Regions from separate parts of the Mus musculus genome. Here region 1 is linked to region 2. The links are chromatin loops, found by intact Hi-C in ENCODE. Cell type or tissue: left cerebral cortex. All regions are shown on one strand. Links, peaks and the distances in the headings refer to the core of each region. The heading gives the core; the rest is flanking DNA. Region 1 overlaps Oxct1 (3-oxoacid CoA transferase 1). Region 2 holds the start of Fbxo4 (F-box protein 4).

What was found. Peaks named below come from ENCODE experiments on the same cell type or tissue, not always from the same donor. Only the 100,000 strongest peaks of a DNase experiment are listed, where the experiment ranks them.
Region 1: a loop joins it to region 2, with 2.5 times the contacts of the local background. A loop is called at or near these places in 6 of 42 quality-filtered maps.

What each region holds. Positions count from the first base shown.
Region 1 is chr15:4,039,538-4,048,009 of GRCm38, forward strand. It overlaps Oxct1 (3-oxoacid CoA transferase 1), which reads left to right. Exons shown (of 17, transcript NM_024188.6): 4 at 7,928-8,063. Among named protein-coding and RNA genes, the nearest start is that of BC037032, 16 kb to the left of the region's middle. In left cerebral cortex, for the core only: a CTCF peak has its summit at 3,800 (motif pointing left); DNase peaks (open chromatin) are centred at 3,212, 3,554 and 3,746; H3K27ac peaks cover 205 bases.
Region 2 is chr15:3,974,957-3,983,389 of GRCm38, forward strand. It overlaps Fbxo4 (F-box protein 4), which reads right to left and starts at 4,617. Exons shown (of 7, transcript NM_134099.2): 1 at 4,286-4,617; 2 at 2,806-3,041; 3 at 801-1,021. The coding sequence starts at 4,468. AW549877 (expressed sequence AW549877) reads right to left here. Exons shown (of 6, transcript NM_145930.3): 6 at 7,079-8,433. In left cerebral cortex, for the core only: a CTCF peak has its summit at 3,489 (motif pointing left); DNase peaks (open chromatin) are centred at 4,586 and 5,105; H3K4me3 peaks cover 1,238 bases; H3K27ac peaks cover 1,572 bases.

The sequences.
Region 1 (8,472 bases), core at 310-8,309, 65 kb after region 2:
AGATTATAAGCCAGTGTGAACCAAAAGTTTCATAGTAAACTATCTGTCAACCATTTAACTCAAAGCCAGTGGCAAAACGGGCATGTCATGGAGTCCATGTTACTTTTTTCTTGACAATATTATTTTGGGTTATAGATATAAAAGAGTGGGATATAGAAGATTCCCTGCTTACTTGGAGGTTCATTGGTTAATTCACTTAGTTACTATGTAAGTATGTATGCTTCTGACTTCTTATGTATCATATGAATCAGGATTAGGAGAATTTTGAGGGTATAATGAGGAGCCCCTCCCTCAAAATAAAAATTCTAGTTGTGTGCCAGGCTCTTCAAACCCGGAGTTAAATGCAAGTGGACTCTGCTTTGCTGTATGCCTTGTTTTATTTCTAGAGTGGCTGCTCTGACCTCATTGAGCAGATACTGGCCACGTTGTCTTGACTGTGAGCACTCTTTAGGGCTTTGTTATTTTGTTTGGGAAGGGCCAATGATGTCCTGTGATGTGTGCTTGTGTTTATGTGCTTAGCTCATGAAAGACTTTATTTGCATCATGGGATCGAACCTTACAGCCACACATAATGTTTTTCTTTTATTGTTATACTTCTGATACTATCAGGGTAATTATAAATTATATGATTGAGATGAAAATGTGTTCCTAAATGAAAGCAAAGGAAGTAAGATTTCCCCAATACTTACGTTTTTAAAATAATTATTTCCAGTAAGTGAAATTTTAGAAAGTAGATATTTAAGAGAGTATTTTGGGTTTTTTTTCTCTCCTTGAGACAGGGGTTCTTTGTATAGACCTGGCTGTCCTAGAACTGGCTCTGTAGACCAAGACCTGGCTGTCCTAGAACTGGCTCTGTAGACCAGGTTGCCCTTGAACTCAGAGAGATATGTCTGCTTCTGCCTCTGGAGTTTTGGGTTTCGTGGTACCACACACATGGCTTCAAGAGGTTAAATTTCAGATTCAGAAATTAAATATTTTCAGAAGATGGATGTCTTTTGTGCAGTGTCACATTAACAGATCTCCACAGATTTTTGGCTTTAGAGTTCTTTTAACCACTAAAATGTCCAATCCTACAAAATTCAGAGCTTTCTTTCTTTAGGTATTCTAGAGAAATGTTGGCTTCTGGAAGTAAGCAGTACAATCTGTTGGAAACTCCATCAGCATCACCCTCAGTATTGAGAGCACAGAGCCCACTAGCATCACCCTCAGTATCGAGGAGCAGAGAAAGAAAGAAAGGAAGGAAGGAAGGAAGGAAGAAAGAAAGAAAGAAAGAAAGAAAGAAAGAAAGAAAGAAAGAAAGAAAGAAAGAAAGAATCACCCTTAGTACCAAAGAGCACAGAGGCTCTTTCATGCTTCTTTCTCTATTAGAAATGGCATGTCCCCATTTGCCCTGGGGTTCACATCTTTGGTCTTTGTATCATGAGCCATTAGGTGTTAGGGATATAGCTTACTTATTATTTTATTTTTATCATCCATGATGATACTATTACATCAGACAAATGTGTTCTCTGAGGTCATGCATTAGAGACACTGCAGAAAGACACACTCTGTTTGTAAGCGACTAATAGACTTTTCAAGGCCTAAGCACTGTTCTTTATCTGTTCCAGTTGTTGAGAATCTTAGGCATTGCCTTGTTGCTATGCCAGGAGACTAGTCTAAAACAAAGCAAAGGCCAAATACATAGTCAGCCCCAGAGCCAAGATCAGCAAATACAGAAGGTAATCTTTAAATAGAGCCAAAATGTGTAATGTGTTGCAAAAATATACAGAAACAGAGAGGTGTGAAAGAGTGGTCAGAAAACTTCCAAGTAATGAATGACCTACTGTGTTTGGGTTTTTAAAATGGACTCTGTAGGCTTAGAGGGAGCTTCAGACATTTAAAATTACAGAAACCAAATGGGCTTTTTTCTGATTGTGATTTTATTAGTCATAGCTCAGTATATTATCCCTGGTAGCTGAGGAGTTTACCAAAGGTACTCCTTTAAAAGGACAGATTATAGTGGCACGAAAGCAGCATGACCCTTAAATAACCCTGTAGACAATAACAGAAGGGTACTGTTGTCACTGGTGTGTGCCTGGAGGCCTTACGAGAGCCAGCATTTAGTGGTTTTATACATAGAAGGTGGGGAAGAGAGCGTGAGTATTACTGATCCTGCCATCACTGTTCTCTGGCCCCTAATCTCTCTGATAGTGCCTTCCCTAGGCTCACCCCAAGCAGCAGGCAGTGGCCAGAGAGCTTCTTGGTTCATGGTGGATGTTGGCCACCCTGGCTACTGAACTGACTGGAAGCTAGCACTGGACCCAGAGGGACATGTAGGGAATACAGAGTGACTGAGCTGGTCAGCTTTGATGTCACCCATCATTCACTGAAGGACTGTTTGGACTGGATGAGGGCACAGGCAGGGGATCCTGTAGGGCTGAAAGCTAGCTGAGAGCGAGCAAGGATCCCTGAGGGATTCCCTTTCTGCTCTTGACTGTGATCGGGATAGTTTAATGTCCTGCCTTGTCTTTCCTGCGATGGGGGACCATTGCCCGCCTGGAATTCTAAGCTAAACGCATGCTTCCCCCTGCCCTTTGTCAGGCTGCTTAGTCACAGGATAGTTCATTTCTGTTCCAGAAGCTCTGGCTGGAAGGGGCATGTGAAATGCAGCAATACATTCTTTTGACAAGTGCTCACCAAGTATTTCTGCAGTCACCTTTATTTGTCATATAGCTGACAGGTGCTTGGGATGCAGAAGTGAAAGAGAAAACAGAAAACAAAACCAAAACACACTACCACTACCACCACGACCACCCCTTTCCTCCTCCTCCTCTTCCTCCATCCCTCCCCTCCCTCCCCCCCAGCACCAGCAGGGTATGACCTGTCACAGACCTTCTGTTCTATTTGGGAAAGACAGATAATAGGTAGTCAACATAAAAATGGGCAAATTTTCTGATACATTGGAAAGCTGTGTAACATGGGGTAAAAAAAGGAAGCAAGTAAGCAAGAGGATTGGGAACCAAGTAGGGAGGCTGCTGTCAGCAATCAGTGGTGTAATCAGGATGATGCTAAGGTCGCCTCTGAGCCCACACTTGAAGGATGTGAGAGAGGAGCCAGCCGTGCAGAGAATAGTTTCAGAGACAGGAAAAGGCCCTTGGGGAAGCATGTCTGGCAGGACCTGGGGAGCTGAAGGGACAACAGAGAGGCAGAGAAGTGACAGAAGACTAGCCCAGCAGGAATGATGTCAGAGACAGAGAAGGCGTGCAATTGGCAGGCTTTGCCTGCTGCTCTAGAGCACTTTGCTTTATTCCGAATGAAGGCTACCTTTGCAGAGTGGTGGCCCTTTCTACTTCTATGTTTTATAAAGTGTTATTTGGCTGCCATATTCAAAGTAGATTGTAGGGGCAGAAGCAGAAGAAGCAGATGAAGCAGATGAGGTTGCCCTAAAAGATGGTACCAGGTAGAACGGGGAGCAAGAAACGGTTTGATGCCTAAACAGGTTGTGGAGATAGACTTGGTGGGTGGAGAGTTAAAGATCACTCCTCTAGGTTTCTTTCTGCCCATCTCTAGGAGGGAGCTGCTGAGCTCTGCTGCGCACCAGGCTGCTGAAAGAAGCTAAGTTAGGAGGGGGAATTGCTAACGTCAAGCAGGGCCTGAGTCTCAGGAGCAGGTTAGAGGAAGGGTGCTTGAGGAAGGGCGTGGAAGAAAGAGAAGGAGGAAGAGGAAGGAGAAAGAAAACCAGAAGAGAGAAAGAACAGAAAACTTTACTCACTAAGAAGACAGTATCTCCGGCACCTGGAGCCCTCTAGTGGACAAGTATGTTATTAACCCATAAGGCTGTTTCCCCCTTTAAAGAAGTTTTCAAAGTAGGAAACTATGGGGTGGGGGTTTGCTTACTGTCTTCTGTACTTAGGGGAAGATTGGGTAGATGAGAAGCCACAGCCCTGCCACTTCCCCTCTTTGCCCTGGGTGAGGTGAAGTCGATCTTGTGTGTGATCTCCTTCACGGACTTCATTGGAACCTGTTAACGGAAACTGCACCAGGAAGGGAAAGGAAATGCTGCTTAGCCTTTAATTTTCTTTTATAGAGAGAGAGTGAGAGAGAGTGAGCGAGAGAGAGCAAGAGTGAGAGTGAGAGAGAGCGAGAGAGAGCGAGAGAGAGACAGAGAGAGAGAAAAGAAAGAGAGAGAGAGAAAGAAAGAGAATGTAAATTGTATAGGTATTTTTATGCCTCTGGTGGGTAGGAAGCACAGATTTCTGAATGATTAACAGTTTCTCGTTAACTGTAGGCCTCGAGGGATGTGGTGTGCAGGATGCTGTGGGGAGGGGAAGAGCAAGCCTACAGATCATGAAGGAGCCCTGTGAATCGGAATGGGCACTGGTGAGCCTGTTAACAGAACATAGGCAAGTGGTCGTTGAAAGAAATGCTAGTAGTTTGTCCCACAGGCTGCCATACTTAACACCTTTGCATGTTAAACATGTGGGATGTTGCTAGGGGCCATTGGATTAATAACCCCAGTTCACTCTTCTGTTAGGTCCCGTGTGTCTGTGCCAGGCAGCTCAGCTGGATGAACCGTCTCCCCAGTGTCTCTTGATTGAGCGACCCCCCTCTTCTCCATTGCTGCCGCCTCCACCTTAGTTCAGACGCTCACCGTCTTTGACCTTTCGCTGATCTCCCTGCCTTTGATGGGGTTTTCAGAATCCATGGTATAGCCTGTCTCCTGTCAGCTGAATTGCCATCTAATCGCCTGCCATCTTCTGTCCTTCAGGATGAAGTCCCTCCAGGCAGATCACAATCAGGCCTTCCTCCCACTCCTGCCTCTAGTCCACATGCTGTTCCTTCTGAGCCCTGAGCAAGATGCCTCCTGCCTCAGGATCTCCATCTCTGACCTTGTTCTCAAACAGTGTTTTCTTTGGATTCTGTGTATTTTCACCTCTGTACAACCTTTTCCCCTTGCTAGACTTTCTCCACCCCCTTCTCCATCTGTGGTCCTTGATCTTCTGTGTTCCCATCATGTATTCTAAAGACATCACTTAACACATCCCTCCCCTCTGCTGCAATTACAGGCTTCCTGTTTATTTCCTCGGAACTCTCAGGTCTACACAGGGACAGGCATAAGCCTTCTCTGGGCTGTAGCCACACAGGCTGACATCCCTTCTCTAGGGTGGAATAAGCACTCAGTCTGGGCTTGCTGGATGAGTGAGTTGTGCAGACCACACAGCCCAGCAGAACGTGAATGTGGCCCTCAAGAGGAGGAAATACAGGCCGCTGTTTCTAAGAAGATTTCACAGTCAATCTCATTGCAGTTTTTCACATAATTTATTTTTTTATTCATATTACATCCCAGTCGGAGCCCCCCTTCCTCTTCTTCTCCTAGTCCTGTCCTTAGAAATCCCTCCACCCATTGTCCCCTCCCCACTTCTCTTCAGAGGGTTCCCACCTTGGGACTCTCATGGCAGTTTTATCCTTTAAAAAAAACTGTAGATACCTAATATAGAGTGATATAGAAAACTGACCCTACATAGATGTACCAAAGGGACTTTACAAGCTGAGTGGCCATGTAGCCAACACCTGTACAAAGAACACAGGACAGGATCAGTCTCCGGAAAACTCACTTCCTAATGCCTGCAGTCACTTCAGTCACTGGGAAGTTGTCCCCCTGCCCCATCTACATTATGGACACTTTGGACCACACACGTTAATCCTGTCAAAGTCTGAAGCCCTCGTAAAGGAAGTGATTCAACATGCACACGTTTGTGAATAGCTTTTTTTACTCAGTGTTCTGTCTAAGTCTGTCCGTGGTGGCTAGTGCAGGTCCACTGTGCAGTCTCGTTGCTGTATCTGACTGAGTTGTCTGGATAAACTATAACTTATCTATTCTGTGGATGGGCAGGTGGGAGGCTCTCATTTTGCCTGTAATGGGCACTGTGTTGAAGGATGTATTATATATGTTGTCTAGTGAGCATTAAGTATGAATTCTGGTTTGGTAGAGACATGAGAGGAAATGATGATTCAGTAGCATAAGGATGACTGTTTTCAGGGTTGTTGTTGTTGTTGTTATTATTATTATTATTATTATTAGTGTCAGAGTATTATTTTTTCAATGCTAACAGTGTCCCAATGCCACTCCCTAAAGTGGTCGGTATACATTCATCTTAGCACACGAGAAAAATCCTTGTGTTTCATGCCCTTGCCAACTGACATGTTTTTTTTCTGTTTATAAATCATTCCTTTGTTGTCTAGATTATACAATCATATCTTTGTTATATAATCCTATTTATTTGTTGTTATCAGTATGATTTTCACTGCCAAAAATATTTGATCCTTAAAAGTAGTTTTCTATAGCCAGCCCTTGGCAGGTTGAGGTAGGAGGGTCCTATGTCCCCAGCTGATGTGGATTACATAGTGAGACTGCCCCAGACAGACATACCAACCTGCAAAGTTTGTTTTCTCTCTCTCATTGCCTAGTGAAGTTCCAGAACCTTTGAGTAGGAGGGAAGCTTCCATTCAATAATTCGTCTATCTTATAACAGAAATTGTGCTTTAAAATGTAGGTACACCATATACAGTTACCAAACCCAGACACTATTGTGGATACCAACAAATGCTTGCTGACAGGAGCCTGATATGGCTGTCTCCTGAGAGACTCTGCCAGTGCCTGACAAATACAGAGGTGAATGCACACAGCCATCCATTGGACTGAGCACAGGATCTCCAATAGAGGAGTTAGAGAAAGGACCCAAGGAGATGAAGGGGTTTGCAGCCCCATAGGAGGAACAACAATGTGAACCAACCAGACTCCCCAGAGCTCCCAGTGACTAAACAACCAACCAAAGTGTACACATGGAGGGACCTATGGCTCCAGCTGCAGATGTAGCAGAGGGTGCTTTGGGGGTCATCATTGATAAGAGAGGCCCTTGGTGTTGTGAAGGGCCCAAGTGTAGGGGAATGCCAGGACAGGGAAGCAGGAGGGGGTGGGTTAGTGAGGGGGGGGGTAGGGAAGGAATGGGATAGGGGCTTTTTGGAGGGGAAATGAGGAAAGGGGATAAAATTTGAAATGTAAATAATGAGAATATCTAATAAAAATGTAGGTACATTTTTTCTTTGAAAATATGATAGAAATAAAGAAGAAATATATTCATCTGGAGATATAGTACTTGCTTCATATCTAAGAATAATCTGAGTTCTTTAGAGTATTAAACCGAAATATATGTATTGTAAGAGACATAGGATTCATTTTGCTACCTGCAGTCTTTTTGTTTGAGAGGATTGAGAACATTCAAGTATGTAACTCTTGTTAGGTAAATGTCTGTGATATAGGACAAATGTTCTTAGACTTATGTATAATGTGGGTCATATTTCAATGAGTGTGCGCATCTTTATCTTAACTCGAGACCCGTACCTTCCAGCTGGACACAGAAAGCCTCTGCACAGCGCTTTGGGGTGTTTTCGAAGCATCTTTGTTACGTTCTCTCTCAAGTCCACTTTGCAGTAGGAGAAAGAATAAACGTGTTCTGGAGCTATGGGATGGATGTGGGCTGGAGAGCAATAGCTCTGCCCTTTACTCTCTGAGATCTTGAGGAGGGGGATTTGAGATAGGATTTTACTGCATAGCGCTGACTGACCTGGAACTCATCTGAAGACCAGGCTGGCCTCAACCCCAGAGCTCCACCTGCCTCTGTCTCCCAGGTGCTCGGATCTCTGTCAGCTTTTTAAGCTGTACTCTCCCCACCTGTAAAATAAGGACATCGAGCAGCCTTGTGAGGTCTTGCAGTGGTGAGGGGTGGAAGGAAAATGTGAATAGAATTTTTTAGATTTCTTTTCCTCCAAAGTATTAAATTTCACATCTTAAAAAAACCAAAAACCAAACAAACAAACAAAACCCAAGATATTAACAGTGTTCTGTCAGACAGTCTCATGGTTATCAATTCCCTTCCTCTCCTTTTAGGGTTGACAACTTCGGCCTGGGCCTTTTACTTCGATCCAAGCAGATAAAACGAATGATCTCCTCATATGTGGGAGAAAATGCAGAATTTGAGCGACAGTTCCTTTCTGGTGAATTAGAAGTAGAGCTGACACCTCAGGTAAGGAAGTCTCTCTGCGGTTGTTTCACAGTGCTGGTTTATAGAAAACTTCCATTTTTCTTTCTTAAATTTTTGTTGTTGTTTAAGACAGAGAGATGGTATTTGGTCCAACCAAGAAATTTTGTGTCTAGGTCACTTCTGTTGGCTCCTGGAGGATTAATGTTTTCCAGATCTGTGGAAGATTAGGTATTTCTAAGTAGAAAATATTCAAGCTGCTGGATACAATTTTTAATATGACAATACAGTGTCCATGGAGTCAGAAACAAACAAAATGACTTGCTGAAATATCTGAGATTATACTAAAAGTCAGAGTTGATGAACGTCAGGGTTGGAAACTTCTTTATACTTATTAAAGTGTTTAAACTAAAAGAAGATAATGTTTCTTTCCTCAACCAAGTGGCGCCATGCC
Region 2 (8,433 bases), core at 1-8,000:
GCCAGAATAAACATTCTAAAATGAAATTTTGATTGGGCACTCCACATGCTGTTGTCATTGCTTACCAAGCTCCATTCTTTCTAGATTTAAAGATACTTCAACTACGTCCTAAACGTTCGGAACTTTGTGCTTTTTTCTTGTCTTAAGGGAAGGTATCTCGTAAGCCTGACGTCTTAGGAGGCGTCCTCTTCAAGGTACAGCGTTCTTTGGTTGTTGTTTTCTATTCCGAATCAAGTGATTATAGTCTAGTCACCTAGATACTTGTCTGTGTCATCACTTAGATCTATTGGTTTTTGTGGAAGACCCAGATTTGTTCCAAATCTCTGTATATATACAATGAGCAAAGCATATCTTACATTCCATCCCTACTTATGTTAACGATACATTCCCACCTCACCAAGAGGCCACATGCTGTTTCATGGATTTTTTTTTTCTGTACAGGGGAGGTAATGATATAGATCCTTTTTTAAAATCCCAATATATAAAAATTAATTTGCAAATCTATATTCAGTGGTTTTCTTGGTAAATTTCTCTCAGGATAAACATGAGAAATTTTGAAATTTATTTCTGTTGAAATTTATTTTTAACATATAATTAAATTCTAAATTATAACAACTTGAAAAACTAAGAAAAAAGTACTTCTTATACTAATTTTTTTCCCATTTAGTAGGACCGGGGCCCATTCACCAATTTCTATATTTCATTACAAAATTTAATTTTTAAATGTCTCTCTGTTTAACACTAATGTCAAGCTCCAAGTACTATTATGACTATGTATTGTATATTAACATGAAAATTACCATCAATCTGTCTGTGAGGTAAACCAGCAGTTGGGCAAAGGTCCTCAGAAGACATCAAACTCAACACCAAGGATGTGTTCAGTTCTTCCAAACCTGGTCCAAACATAGCAAACCGGGGTTCATTCTGAATGATCAGTGAGTGTAAGAAAGAGGTAACCACTCCATACATAGGACGGCTGGCTTTCAAGGCTCTTCGCGTATATGGACAGCACATTTTATAACTGCATAAAATTGTCACAATTAGAAAATAAAATAGAAAACATTTAACTTGCTGTTCATTTGAGAATATATCATTTACTGAGTCCTCTGTAAGACACAGTAATGTAAAGATTATAGTTTCAACCCTCTCAGTACAGGATAGATACCATTTTAACATGTATGTAGATTGCTGTGACAAGGAAAAACACAGATGCTAGAGAGTGGGGGTGGTCATAAAACTGCGGAACCCTCCCTAAGGAAGACATTATTTACTTTCTTTAATTTAGTTTCTTCCATAAAAGACGTGTTCTAATGTTTGTTTGAATAGTTGAAACTCTTCCTGAGAAAGGTTTTATCCTATAGTCTGTGGCAGTATCTGAACAATTTCATGTTCACATTGGGGAGGAGAAGGCTGTGATAGTAACAGCGACTCAGTAGAACCATAGATGTTAGCACATGTCCTACAACTTCCAGGACAGTCCCCCAAAACTGTTCCAAAATGTCAATAATGCTAAGATTGAGAGCCCCCATAATAAAGATATACTGCAGATACTTAGCGTTAAATCTCAGAAATGTAAAAACATGACTAAAGCCACTATCAAGCTTCATAATCACCCCTTTAGTAGTTTCCACATAAGAGTTGATTCAAAACACTAAATAAAAACACAGGGAGGCCCGACTAGACCTTGCTGAAAATTAGCAAAATAAAATCACGTGACAGAAACCATGATGGCCCAGCAGGTCCAGGGCTTGTTACCAAGCCTGGTGACTGGAATTCAATCCCAGGGACCCACATGGTGGGAGCAGAGACTGGACTCCAAAAGGTTGTCCTCTGACCTCCATCTGTAGCATGTAATATGCGTACCCACCCACATGTACATACAAAAAAAATAAGAGTAATTTTTAAAGAGAAATGCCAGTGGAATTTGAGATTATCTATAGAGATCATATACATTTTGATCTAGTCGTCTCCTGTTATCTGACATGATAACTATTGTCTGGGATGGAGAGATTGAGCAAGAAAGTAGAGGAGGAAATCCTATATGTAGCTACTGAATCAAAGTAAAACCATTCTTAGAGCCAAAGGACAAAGATTCTTTGAATTTGCTTTATTATGATTTAAATGTGGAGTTCACAATAAAGCAAGTTTTACCTATGTACAGTGACATATTCTGAGGGTACACAATAATATTAACCAATTCTTTACACCCTATATTATATGCAAACCATGTAACTTCTCTGGCCCCCTACATCCCTAACACAAAGATAAAGTCTTTAGGTTGGAAAAGGACATACCCAGAGCAGACGCCCATAGAATCCAATATGCAGCATTTGCTCAATAAAAGCAACTTTCTCATGTACATGATACTCAAGAAACTTGGAGGCTTTCAGGCAGTTAAATAATAATAATAATAAAAAGTATTTCATGTAGTCTTAAAAACAGTCTTCTTCCCCATCAAAAAGAACTGTTTCCTGATCTTTGGAAATTCTTCCTCTGAGTATGAATATGCATATACAATTTAACATAATGGAAAGTACTACAAATATTATGAGAAGTTTAAGAAAATTTTTTTTCTTGTCTACCATACCAGATATAATTAATCAAATACTGGTTAGTCACCACAGGAAAATAACAAAAGATTAAAGCTCTAAGGGACCTATGAAAAAAAGTCAATTAGCTCAAGGCCTAATTTTAACAAGGGGCATTCAGACAAATCCTATGCAGCAAGCTAACGTCAGGGTCAGAACTAATGTGCACTATTTAGAGTTTAGTATCTCTTGTCAATTCTCAGAAATAGATACTTACACCTCCATGTAATCAAGACAAGTGCTGTCGGTGACCTCAGATATTGGCTTTTTTAAGATCTCTAGATCTGGAAGTGACTTCCAATCAACCGAAGACCAAGAAGGGAGATCCCGCAACAGAAAGTATCTCCAGAGAATTGGGTCTCTTATAGTTTTGTTCCAGTAATGATCTGTACTTCCCAGCTGGCACAGATCGTGGGGTGAAAGAAACGACAAGATATACAACTGCACATCAACCTGAAAGAGAGGCAAGCAGCATGAAAGAAAGAGGTCATCTGTCTGGGGCAACTGTTTGCGGTGGCCTAATCAGTAAAGAATCATTGTACTGAAGGTCGCCTGAATGACTGGTTCTTTAAAATACATAAGTCTATCTTAACATCCCTCCACCAATAGAAAATTCAAAACTAAACATTTTCATCCCTAACACACCTGAAATGTTGCAAACTCAAGCTCTGCCTTTCTATTTTTCAAGCAAAGTAACCAGTTCCTTTCATTTCTTTCCATGAGTATGTTGATGTACCAGTTACTAATTTGTTCTTCAAAAATAAATGAGTGTCAAGTGGAGATTTTTTTCAAGCTGGAGAGATGGCTCAGAGGTTAAGAGCACTGGCTGCTCTTCCAGAGGTCCTGAGTTCTATTCCCAGCAACCACATGGTGGCTCACAACCATCTGTAATTTGGATCCAGTGCCCTCTTCTGGTGTGTCAGTGACAGTGTACTCACATATACATAAAATAAATAAATAAATAAATCTAAAAAAACAAAGTGGCGGTTTTTCTGATTTTATCACTAGATCAAATGAAAGCATGTGAACCTGTCATTTGAATTTCTCTCTATAGAGTATTAATCAGGTTCCGAGGACACCTGAGAGAAGCTTGGAGGTAACCTAAGCCTGTGGCTTTCATTTAGAGTGAATGTCAGTGGGATGTACTAATAACCCAACTGAGATAAAGGAATTGTCATCAACAATGTATAATCTATTTATTTATTTATTTATTTATTTATTTATTTATTTATTTTATCTTTCTCTGAAACTTTAAATTGCATGCATCCTCTTTGCAGCCTGACCTAACTTGAGGTACTTGTAACTTTACTGGTTTCAATTATGTGGCAGTTTTGTTGCTTTGGATATGTCAGAGTTGCTTGCTCTAGGCGACCCCCCCCCCCCCCTAACTGGAATACATTGACTAGGGATTAAAATGTGCAGAAGAAAGACACTGGAATGCCTTCCAAGCTAACCCACTTCCTTCATCAGATTTCCAGACATCCAAATAGGATGACTGACAACCTGTGGGTGATCTCGCTGGTCATTAGTGAGTGTTGTAGTGCGACCTTGGTTGGCAGGGGGATACCAAGAGTTACCATCAAGGCAATCCTGGCCACTTCACTTCCAGGCGAGCACACACCCGGAAGTGGCTGCCCTGCCGGCCCAGGCCCCCGGCCTGCGGCGGTCTCTGTGCGCGGCCTGCGGCCTCGGCTCACCGGCAGCCGCGTCAGCGCGCTCGTCTCCTCCGCCGCCTCCTTCCGGGAGGCCGTCGGCGTCGCCCGCTCCTTGGCCACCGAATACCAGAAGGTCCTCCAGCCGCTCAGGATGGCTGCCTCCAGGCGGCCCCAGTCGCTGGCGGGCGGCGGGGAGCCGGCTCCGCGGGGCTCGCTTCCAGCCATGGTCGCAGGCTCCGCGCGACACCGCGGGGCGCACGGGCTCCCCAGCCGCTCGGCCTCCGCCTCCGCCCCGCTGGTACGACCCGGGCTGGTCGGTTGGGCAGGGCTCCAGGCCGAGGTGGCCCGGAATGACTCACCCCGTTAGCCCAAACCCTCCCACACTACACATCCTCCGGGTCCCTCCCTGCCTCTGTGCGTCACCACAAGGACCTGGGAGCTAGGGCTTGTTGAACAGCCACCCTTTTTCTGAAATCTTGCTTCCCCTTAAGCGTTAGATATTAAGTAGGCTGTATGTGTGCTTCTGTGTTTTGGAATCAGCAATCTACCACTTGGAGTTGAGCAAAAACTGAGCCCGTGGAGGCTATCAGGAGCCTTATGTGTTATTAAAGATAACCTTGGCTGACTAGAACATCGTGCTGTGGAGAAACTATTGTAGATGGGAAGCCAAAACTGCCTCAAGCGTAGCTCTTTTAATATTAACTTCAATCTGGTTTTGGTCTAACCTCATGAGGTTGGGTGAAACTTGTAAGCTTTGCTTAAAATTTTATTTAACTACATGTATGTGGATATATGCATGAGCACTCAGGTTCCAGCAGAGGCCACAGGCATCACAAACCCTGGAACTGGAAACCACACCCTTGAGAGCCACCTACTCAGGCCCTCTGAAAGAACAGTACATTCTTATAACTGCTGAACCATCTCTCAAACACCTGCCCCCTTTACCGATTTTAAAGTAAATAATGTTGTAACATCTGAAAGCCAGGCAAGATGTAGCCAATTTTATCTAGGCTGTGTACATAATGCCCTCATCAGCGTAGGTGGTATATGTATTTGATGTATGGTCTTTGTTTTGTGGCTATAATAGTTCTTGCAACTGCTTCCACAACTTGGTGTGCCAACCTGAATCCAATCTCTGGCCATGGCCACTCACATTTTGCTTGCATTTACTTCCTCAAACTCCATTATTAGGTATTTTCTACCAAAATGGTGAGTTTAAGCCCACGACAAAAATGTACATACACTAAAAAATTGTTCAATCAATGATCTATCATAAAAGGTCAGAAGAAAATTTGATAGGAAAGAAAAGCCTGGATGTGGTACTATTAAAAGCCATTAGTGAATTTTTAATCTTCCAAAAGTGATGTCTATTCTAGTAACTTTAATCATAATCAAAAAGAAATTTAAGAAATGAGAGGTAGGCTATATAACAAAATATTATATAGCACTGGATATAGTTTTAGGAAAGACACAAATACCTATTTGGTAGCAGGTTATCAGTCTCTTTAAAGTAGATTACCTCACTTAATCTAATCCCCAAACCCATTCCACATCTAGACTTCATCACGGGAATACTTCGGATTTAGTAGTCACGTGTTAAATTCTTTAAAATCTTTTAGAATAATCTAGTAAGGATCACCACGTTATAACCTGAGGTGTAAACCTTGTTCTGGAGAACATGGAAGATGGGCGGAGCCCACATAATCTATCTCAAAATCACTGTCAACCTTTAACCACTTACTATTCCAAGATGGTTTGTTTGTGTTTTGCTTTGTTTTTTGTTTTTTGGGAAAACAGTTAAATTTTATCATCTATATACAACTGGTTTAATATCAATTGTCAAAACATTCTACATCTAGTCCATAGGATATTTAAAAATTAATACCATTTTACAATCTTCGAAGTAGAAGGCAAAGGCCACATCTTTTAAAAACACGCTAGGCTACAGGAAATAGTTGCTAGTATATAAATATGAAAGTAACACAGCAATAGCTGCATGTAACAGTACATAATGCTCAGTAGTGGACCCTAGACACTTTTCACAAGGGCCCTTCATTCAAAATGCAGTACCTGAAGCTCCAAATGAAAAGTAACAGACATTCAATAAAGCTGGAAGCTGGGCAACTGAGGGTCTGTCAGAGCATACATTTAAAAATGATTATTCTTTCCTATGACATTGCTCAGCAATGAGTAGGTCAACCACTTGCTCAGATTATCAGGACAAGGGGAAAGACTTATGAATTAATTACTTATATGGCCTTTCTCCTCTCTAAACTGTGTTTTGTATTCAGAGAAAGAAAATTAGCATAAGTCATTTTAAGTATGAAGAAATGAAAATGCCACTGCTTTTATATTACAAGGAAATGTGACTTATCTACTGAGCGAGGAAGAAATCAGCTTCATTATAGAATTGTTAAAACATGGCTCAGTACTAAGAGCTCCTCCTGCTTTTGCAGAGGATAGGAGTTGGGAGTCCCTCGCACCATCAGGTAACTTATAACCATCTCTAATTCCAATTCCAGGGGATCTGAGACTCTAGCCTCCACGGGCATGGGCCACATGCACCCACATGCACACACACACACACAATTTATACATACTTAAAAATAATTAAAAATATATACTATTTAAAGACAGAAAGACTTAGCAATTGACACAGTTCCAGTTAGGAAATGACAGGGTTGTGATTTACCTCAGGCCTTCTAGTTCAAGAACTCACAATCTGAATCATTATGCTACTCTCTTTGAAAGTTACTAGGACCAGAAAGAAGGTATTCATAAATTAGGACAGAAAAGTGATGCAAGAATAAAATATAAAAGAAAGTAAGAAACAAGTAGGGGGGTTTCGTTTTATTTTATTAAGTATATGTTCCAAAACACTGTAGCTGGAACATGTCACTAAAATTTGCAAAAACAAAACTAGGAAACACCGGCATAGTACATAATGAATACTTTTAATCCTGGCTATCTTAAGCTTATGTAGACATAATACTTTTATAATCTATTTCCTTTTATAGTAAATGAATGAAGGGTAAGTAATACTAGAGGACTATTGAATCCTGGACTCTGTGACAGATGAAATATCCTCATGGAGTTATAAAGGGGCCCCAGGAGACAAGCAATCTACAAGCAGACCAAGTTAGTAGCGGTGGGTATTTAAAATGTCATGAAGATAACTGGAAAACACCTTCAGACACAGTTCATACTTTAATGAACATCACAAGACTGAGCACAAGATTGTGAGGCTGGGAATGTATCTTTTATGGTGGCCTCTTAGTCATGACTTTCACCTTTTTCCACTGTAAGCAAAGGATAAGGGGATGTCATGATATGTGACTTAACATGAAATAATGCACAGCAGCCAGACAGCCTATAAACATAGCAAGAGAGACAGGCTCTTAAATCAAGTCTTAAAGTCTACTCCACATCAGAAAACTCACACTGAGTAAAGAGTGATAAACGTTTAAGGATTGTGGGAAAATCCTGTAACATTTTACATTTAATCAACAGCAGAGAATTCAAACCGAAGATAAATTTTCACTAGACGCAGGAAAGCAAAAGCTACCAAACACCAGCATGATATAATACATACGCTGTGTCTATATTAAGTACCTCTTACTGTAATGTTTCCATACAATGCTACTTCATACTGTGTTTAAAATAATAGGGAAGTAATACTAAAGACAGTACAGAGTTTTGGTTTCTGTGGAAAGATGTAATAACCGTATAGAAGATAGAAAAGGGAACTGGGCGGTGGACAGAAAACCACCTCAAGTGAATAAAGAACCCAAGACCTTTAGGCTGTAGGCATCAGAAACACCACGAATGAGAAAGCCATTAGATTCAATAAAAGGAGGTTTTAAGAGCCACTTCCTTAGGAAAATCTTCAGATGTACTGCATACACAAGGCATCAGAAAAAACAGGATGGAAATTGAAGACAGTGCTTAGATGGATCTTTCTAACCACTCTAAATACAATAGCACCATCTCCACGTCACAATAGTCCCCTACACCCTGCTAAGTGTGTTATCACTTGGCATACTGTACATTCTTCCTCCACTAAAAGCCTGTAACAGGAGGGTGTTTATATCCTCAGTGCCTAGGACAAAATATGGCATGTTGTAGGCACATATTAGCTATTGAAAGGGTCTATTATAGGCTTATTGTTATGTGGAGTATTTGTTATTTTG